Linked DNA regions of Homo sapiens: region 1 is linked to region 2. The links are chromatin loops, found by intact Hi-C in ENCODE. Cell type or tissue: gastrocnemius medialis. All regions are shown on one strand. Links, peaks and the distances in the headings refer to the core of each region. The heading gives the core; the rest is flanking DNA.

Region 1 (2,500 bases), core at 1-2,500, 540 kb before region 2:
ATCCACCCACCGAGGCCTCCCAAAGTGCTGGGATTACAGGCATGAGCCACTGTGTCTGGCCCACCTTCTGCTTGAAGGAACTCCAGCAACATGGAGCAAGCCCCTTGTCTGCAGACAGCTCGATTAGAACATTCTTCCTTGCCTCACAATGCCTGTTATCAAGGCATTCAGACTGTGCCCTATCCTTGCCCATTATAGATCTAAGTTTGCTCCTCTCTCAGGGCCCCAGTCCCCCATTAGGAAGGAACCAGAGCCCCTGCTTTCTACCACAGCAGCGGCACAAGTGGGTGAGCTCAGACAGCAGGACTTGCTGGGTGTCAAGGTTTTCAGATGCAGAGGCGGAAGCACCTCCTCCCCTGGAGCCCTCTCAGTGTGGTAATCCTGCTGTCTGCCTACTGAGGCCCCGGCTGGGGCTCTCCTGGGGGTATTTGAAGGGTTAAGGCTCCGGAATCTGCAGAGGAGGCCTGAGCTACTGGGGTTACAGCAAGAGGAGAGTATGTGTACTGGAGGGAGGGATGGAAAGGAGCAGCTGACTGGTCCAGGCAGCCTGCCCTCCTCCCTGCCAGAGACGGATGCCCAGAGTGGAAAAAAATAGCTCAGAATGCACATCTCAGGAAACCCCACCCAGCAGGCGCAGGAGCACAGCCCAGATCTGACGATTTGTTCCCCTCCCTTTTCCTTTATCTGCCCCCACAAGAAAACACTTTATCCTCCTACCCCAGGGCACAGCTGACCTCATAGCCACGAGAGCAAATGAGTAAAAAGATACACCCAGGAGTGTCTGGGCAAGTCACCAGGCCTGATTCTGCACCAAGGGGGCCCAGAATCAACTAAATATCCTTCCATCAGCCTGGACTTTGGGACTAAGAGGATGAAGCCACAGGGATCTAAACACTAAAATATCAGAGCTGGCTTAGACTTTGGATCTCACCTGGTCATTTGACAGACAAGGAAACCCCAGAGCCAAGAAAGTTCCTGCTCCACCCCAGAACAGCCCTCTTCTTCGTCATGGGTTTGGAACTTCCCTTCCCAGCCCCGCCCACTCTCTGAGTGATAGACACCAGCACACACCCTCTCCCAAGGAGGGGCCAGAACAAGCTACCATTCTCTCAGTTCTCTAGTGACCTCTCAGCTCAGAAACAGTTAAGACCGGGCCGGGTGCAGTGGCTCATGCCTGTAATCCCAGCACTTTGGGAGGCCGAGGCAGGTGGATCACGAGGTCAGGAGATCAAGACCATCGTGGCCAACATGGTCAAACCCCATGTCTACTAAAAAATACAAAAAATTAGCTGGGCGTGATATCCCACACCTGAAGTCCCAGCTACTCGGGAGGCTGAGGCAGGGGGATCGCTCGAACCCGAGAGGCAGAGGTTGCAGTGAGCCAAGAACATGCCATTGCACTCCAGCCTGGGCAACAAGAGTGAAACCCCATCTCAAAAAAAAAGACAGCCAGCCCTCGACTTCTGGCCCCCAACTCGAGGCCACCCCTCCCAGCCCCCTCTCTAGCCAGGGTGGCCTCTCTCTGGACCCATGGAGACCGAGGGGTGGCTCCAAGCTCCCAGGAGGGAGAGGCTGTCCTGGGGATCACGAGAGGACCCAGGCACCGCAGCTCCGCCACCCTTGTCTGGAGCAGAATCCTGTGATCAGAATGGTAATCTCGGGTTACCCCACCCAAGTCAGGATGGCCTGGGAGTACAGATAAGGGAAGAGGAAGCCATTAGCAGGCTGATGCTATAATACTTCTGAGCACAGTCCCTGTTCACTTCCTTCTTTGTTTCATCTCCTGTCTTTTCATTGAACTTCAAGATTAGGAGGGGAAAGAGACAGACAAAGGAGACTGATAACTAACCCCAAAAAAGAACTAGGGAAGGGGCCAGGCATGGCGGCTCACGCCTGTAATCCCAGCACTTTGGGAGGCCAAGGCGGGCGGATCACGAGGTCAGGAGATCGAGACCATCCTGGCTAACATGGTGAAACCCCATCTCTACTAAAAAATACAAAAAATTAGCTGGATGTGGTGGCGGACGCCTGTAGTCCCAGCTACTCGGGAGGCTGAGGCAGAAGAATGGCATGAACCCGGGAGGCGGAGCTTGCAGTGAGTCAAAATGGCGCCACTGCACTCCAGCCTGGGCAACAGAGGGAGACTCTGTCTCAAAAAATAAATAAATAAAATAACTAGGGAAGGAAGGGAACCACTTAGAGTAGTTGAACCACTTCCAGTACTTACTATATAACTAAGGAAGTACAGGTTGAATATCCCTCATTTCCAAAATCCAAAATGCTCCACAATCTAAAACATTTTGAGCACCAAGATGACACTCAAAGGAATGCTCACTGGAGCATTTCTGATTTCGGATTTTCAGATTAGGGACGCTCAACCAGTAAGTATAATATACATAGCCCCAAATCCGAAAAAATCCAAAATCCATGTGCTTCTGCCACTGTAGATGTCTGCCCCCATGGCTATCGTGACTATATGCTCGAGTAGGAGAGTAAAGTG
Region 2 (5,613 bases), core at 1,675-4,174:
GTTGCTGGGGACATGTACATAGATAAGGCTGTGGCCTGAGACCATGAGCCCCTCACCTGGCACACCAGGGAGTGAGAAATTCTAAGTTCATGTTTCCATTTGGAGGGTATGTGTGTACAGACACAGTCTAGTTTTTGATAGACTAAGTACCGGAGGCATAGTTATTTACATAACACTTGCATATTTACATACTTTTTTTGTAGATAAATTTTATATTGACTCATTTTGTGCCCCGTCCTAAGCAGTACTATCTGCACATGCTGGTTATATTTTTTTAACACAGCCTAAAACAAATATAAAGCTACTGAAATAGACATATTTTTTCACGAACCATTAGAATCAAAATGCATGCTATGGACAATACATACACCGTGTTTTGGGAAACACTGCACTGCATAACAATGATAAGAATAAGATTATAGACATTTATAGCTAAGCCTAATGGAAGAGCAGGTGCCAGAGCTCATTATTTTTTCTGTTACCAAGAGAGTCCCCTACTCTTTTTTCTAAGTCACTCTGTGATGCCTTTTTTTTTTTTTGACATGGAATTTCGCACTGTCTCCCGGGCTGGAGTGCAGTGGCACGATCTCGGCTCACTGCAACCTCTGCCTCCTGGGTTCAAGTGATTCGCCTACCTCAGCCTCCAAAGTAGCTGGGATTACAGGCGCCCACCACCACGGCCGGCTAATTTTTTGTATTTTTTTTTTTAGTAGAGATGGGGTTTCACCATGTTGGTCAGGCCGGTCTCGAACTCCTGACCTTGTGATTTGCCCACCTCGACCTCCTAAAGTGCTGGGATTACAGACATGAGCCACCGTGCCCGGCCTCTGCAATGTCTTACACATACTTTGTTCACGCTTTATACTGGGTAGTCCAAGAATCCTCTGAACTATGTAGGGTGCAGCAGGCATTTCGATCCCCATTTTAGAGACAAGAAAGGTAATGTAACTCAAGGTCCTACAGCTACTAAGTGGCAGAGCTGTGATGACAATTACGTGTGCTAACAGAGAGTAGAAGCTGTCCCTCCCCCAACTGGCCTCCATAGTGCTAAGAAGGAGTCCTTTCAGGGGGCTTGCAGGGGCACCTGGCTCAGCAGGGCATCCTGCAGGGTGGGAGTGGCGGCTGCAGCACCGTGTGGATGGAGAGTGAGTACAGGTTGGGCAGAGCCGTGGCCTCACCTCCAGCATGGTGTCGAAGATGACTAGCTTGGAGCTAGTTGCCATGGCATCGTAGCAGGTGTGCTCCTGCATGAAGCGCATGTAGATCTGGGCGCCGGGTTTCCGCAGTTCGTCATCCCAGCCCAGCTTGGGAAATGGGGCCTGCGGGGACAGGCACAGGGCAGGCCTCTCTTCCAGCAGGCCTTCTAGCTCACACTCCCAGGCCTCTGTGGCTGGGAACTCCGTGGCCAGCTCCACATCATCTGTGCTGGAGCCTGCAGCTGAGGCTGTACAGTCAGAGGGGAGGCAGTCCCACCCTGTTGGTGGAGTGCCCACCCCGGCAGGATCAGCTTGAGCCAAGGGTGTGGTCTTGGGGAATGTGGCCTCCAGCCCGGTGGACTCAGCAGCTGGCCTGGACCGGGGACCTGTTTGGGGGAGGAGGGGAAGAGGACAGTAACTCCATCTTCCAAAGCACGTTCTCATCTGCTGTCGCCATTCATCTCACAGCAGCAGTGGGAAGCCTGGATGCTGTGGCCCTATTTGCAGGTGAGGGGCTGACCTGAGAGTCGCCCCAGGTAGTGGCTCTGTCCCATCTTTCTGAGTTGGCCATGCTGGCCTCTGGCACTGCAGTGCCTTGTTCTCTACTATGTAGGGAGACTGAGGCCACAAGATGAAGGTTGGGTCCAACTCTGTGTTATGGAGGGACCTGAGGTAGAGACCAGACCCAGGCTCCTCTGGGATTTCCCACTCCCCTGGCTCCCACCTCCCCAGAACTGGCCTTGGCCTCACCTTCCCCCTGACCTGGTGGCTCCCCTTCCTCCACCGACTTCTGCCTTGTCCATCTCAAGGCTTTGGCCCTCCGTTTCCCACGGATTCTTTCTGAGCTGCTGGTCACAGCTGGTGATGGCCATGAGCTGCTGTTTTCTTGCTCTAGGAAGCTCATCTCTGGAAGGGGAATGGGGCCTGTTTGGTTAATAGGGAGTAATGCATCAAAATCAATTCAAATGTTATTCATAATCTTTAGGATTTGCAAGCTTCCAATGGGCTTTTCTCCAACATATTTCTCATTTAAAACTTACAGCAGCCTTATAAAGCAGGCATTATTATCATCCCTATTTTGCTAGTGAGGGACCAGAAATTCAGAGAGGTTAAGCAATTTGCTGCAAATCACACAGCAAGTAAGTGGGAAAGTCACTTCTGAAAAGAGGAAATTGGAGGTGAGGGAAACACACCTGGGGAAAGGAGGAAGAACAATGAGGAAGAAAGACCAAAAGGAGGAAGATAAAAGCCAGGCTGGGAGGGAATTGGGGTCCCAGAAAAGTGGGGGACAAGGAGGTGGGGGAAGAGGTTAGGCCCCAGGGAGGGGGCATTCTCCCTACCTTGATGCTCAGAACCCCCAAGGCTGCTCCAGGAAGGGGTCTGTGGGGAGAAGAGTTTCTGAAGGAGTGGGGAAAGTGCCTTACATTCCCAAACCCCTTCTCCCTGAACACACGCCTACACACCCATGCACACCAATACACACGCTCAGACACACGCCATACACAGACATGCAGCCATACACAAACACACACAGAAACACACACATCCAAACACTCCCAGGCACACAGAACCACACACACTCACAATACATATGCCCAAACATGCACATGCCCATATTCACGAGAAAATCCAGACCAAACACACACCAGAAGACACACACGCCCACACACACATTCACAGCCCGTGCGCTCAATCTTCTGGCCTCAGCTGCCCCGGCTCCGGCTCCCCTGGGACCCCCATACCCTGCGCAGTGCGTGCTCCAGCCCGGGCTCCATGTGGCCAGCCCCAGACCAACTGAGAGCAAGTGTGCGACACTGTGGCTGGGCTGCACTATTCTGGGCCCGGCCCCGGGCACCCTGCCCTGCCAGGATCGGTTTCTCTCTGATTGGGTGTCAGGCAATGAGAGGGAGGGGCCCCCATTTGCTCAGCTGCTACAGCCCTGAAGGCTGGGGGTTGCTGGGAGGGAAGGGGCGCACCGGATAATCTGGGTACTTGGTCCTCAGCTGCCTCCTGGGTCACTGAGGACAAGCTAGAGGGACCCTTTTTGAGGGGATGTGGCTTGGAGCATGTGGGAACATGGTCATTGAGCAGAGTTGGGCTCTCAGAGTCCTGAGCCCCTATTCCAAGAGCCTCCCTCATCTTTATCAGGCACCAAAGAAGGGAACATGGAGGCAGATCAGCATAACTTTCTTCCTTGTTCTAATTTCAGTAGAGGGTGGTGCTGGAGTTAGAAAGGGCAAGTTGCAGCCAGCTCAGAGGCTGGAGATGAGGCAAGGGGTTTGTGGGTAGTCCAGGAGAGCAGCTAGTGTATGTCCAGATGTCCAGATTTGAGTCCCTGGAGTGTGTCCCTCTCTCAGGTGAAGGAGATGGAGTGGGTGTTTCAGGCAGGTGAAGAGCTGTGAGAATCACCTCGAAGGCGTGGGGAGCACTCAGAGCTCCCCGCAGGGGAAGAGACATCTGTTTCCACCTGTGGTTGGGAGATATGCCTGGGTGTGCAGGTGTCCCAGCCCCCAACCCTCTGTGAGTGCTGTGCCTACATCCCTGGTGCCAACAGGATCCCAGCCTGGCTCCAGTAGCTGCCACCCTCTTCCTTGGCATTCCCGGAGCCTGAGTCAATGTCCGGATTGGGAATGCTGACCCAGCTGCTCCGGCTTTCCTCTCTCTGCCCCTCCCTTTCTCTCCTCCTTCCAGCCTCTTCCATCCCAGCCCTGGCCCTGGAGTGGACACTCAACAACAGACTGGTGAATTTCTGTCTGAGTTTATTACATGTGTTTTCCATCAACCCTCAATGTTCCTACTCTGCCAATGGGGAGGGTGGAGGAGAATGGAGTTGGGAGGACAGCCTTGGCCAGGGCTGTTCCTGTGGTCCCCAGCCTTTCTCAAGGACATCTGCTCACTGGACAGTGGGAACTGGCTCAGAGGACAGAGATCAGTGTAAGAGAATTTCCTTCACACCAAGCATGTTTTTTCAAATGGACTCAAGATAGCCACCACCAGTTTGAGAGAAAGGAGAGTAGGAAGAACACCAAGTCCAGAGTGTTCAAGCATAAAAATAAGGTCTACATGAGGCCATTGGCTGTGGTTACTCAAACATGGAGCCACTCAGAAGGCTTCTAAGATTGTGAGGGTGTTGTATTGGCAAAGAAACCATAAGCCTGATCAGCAAAGCCTGGTTTGACACCCCTTCCCTTGCCTTATTCCCAGCCCTCCAAATCCGCACCAGCAGGAAGAGGGCTGTGAAGGCTGGAAGGACTGCAGAAAGCACAAGTTTGCCAGTGTGGGACAAAGGATATTGGATAAACAACAGCTTCCCAGCAGGAAAAGCCAGAGGCTACATAGGAGAGTGGAAAGGGGAGATCTTCCCAGAGAGCAGAACCAGGGGTGGTCAAATGTGCTGACCAAGAACTTACTCCACTGCCAGGAAAGGGCTTAGCCATTCCTGCCCAACCAGATTTGATAATTAAGATCCAGCAGCTGCTGGGTGTTTGCCATTCTTTCAGTTGCAAGTGGATTTTTTTTTTTGAGACAGTGTCTCACTATGTTGTCCACGCTAGTCTCAAACTCCTGGGCTCAATGATCCTCCTATCTCAGTAGCTGGGACTATAGGCGCGTAGCAGTGTGCTCAGCATGAGTCAGTGTTTTAATTGAGCTTACCCTCTTCTTCCTCCACTGTTGTCTGTGGGGAGTAGGAGGTGCAAATCACCTGCCTGTTAGTTTTTAGGTCACCAGACCATAGGGTGTCCATCTACCTGGAAGAAGGAACTGCCCACCCCTCAGATAGCCTGGACTCTCAGCTGGGTGCCGTACTCAGATGGAACTCTGACTTGCCTCCTTTTGAAGGGCAGTAACTGTGTTTTTTGTGTGGGATGGCCAGATGGGTGAGCTCTAGTAGAGCAATATCTCTTCTACCCTTCTTCTGCTGTTAGTAAACCACTACAATTTTAACTGAATGCAAGATTATATTTCACAGCTTCTTTTGCAGATAGTATGGCCATATGACTAAGTTTGACCATGAAATTTGAGCAGCAATGTTATATACATATATATTATATGATAGAAGGGTACCCCTAGGAGGAAAGGGAACCCTTTCTTACTGGCTAGAATTACAATACGATGATGGGAGCCGGAGCAGCAAACTGAACCCAACGATGGAAAATGCAGTTTGAAAATGATAGAACATCCCCCACCCCTGTCCTGGTCTGCCTACCTCTGGATTGTTATGTTAGAGATAAATAAATTTCTGTCTTGTTTAAACGATCGACAAATTGAACCTTTGTTATAGCAGCCAAGCCTCTCTCTAACTAATACATCTACGTTGCAGGATTGAGGTAGGATTAGGAATTACATATGTAGATAATGACCCTGCATGTTCGTGCAGTGCTTAGTGTCTACTACACACTGTGCAAAACACATTATA

Evidence for each region. Peaks named below come from ENCODE experiments on the same cell type or tissue, not always from the same donor. Only the 100,000 strongest peaks of a DNase experiment are listed, where the experiment ranks them.
Region 1: a loop joins it to region 2, with 14 times the contacts of the local background. A loop is called at or near these places in 7 of 110 quality-filtered maps.

Annotation. Positions count from the first base shown.
Region 1 is chr2:218,286,276-218,288,775 of GRCh38, forward strand. The region is part of intron 2 of PNKD (PNKD metallo-beta-lactamase domain containing); the gene reads left to right. All of the region lies in intron 1 of TMBIM1 (transmembrane BAX inhibitor motif containing 1), which reads right to left. Among named protein-coding and RNA genes, the nearest start is that of TMBIM1, 5.0 kb to the right of the region's middle. RefSeq lists enhancers at 1-403, 665-1,044. In gastrocnemius medialis, for the core only: no CTCF peak of the experiment used is centred there; DNase peaks (open chromatin) are centred at 646, 1,036 and 1,579; H3K4me3 peaks cover 1,794 bases; H3K27ac peaks cover 2,500 bases.
Region 2 is chr2:218,828,800-218,834,412 of GRCh38, forward strand. PRKAG3 (protein kinase AMP-activated non-catalytic subunit gamma 3) reads right to left here and starts at 3,004. Exons shown (of 14, transcript NM_017431.4): 1 at 2,939-3,004; 2 at 2,537-2,576; 3 at 1,947-2,102; 4 at 1,179-1,582. The coding sequence starts at 2,971. In gastrocnemius medialis, for the core only: no CTCF peak of the experiment used is centred there; DNase peaks (open chromatin) are centred at 3,042 and 3,812; H3K4me3 peaks cover 2,028 bases; H3K27ac peaks cover 2,500 bases.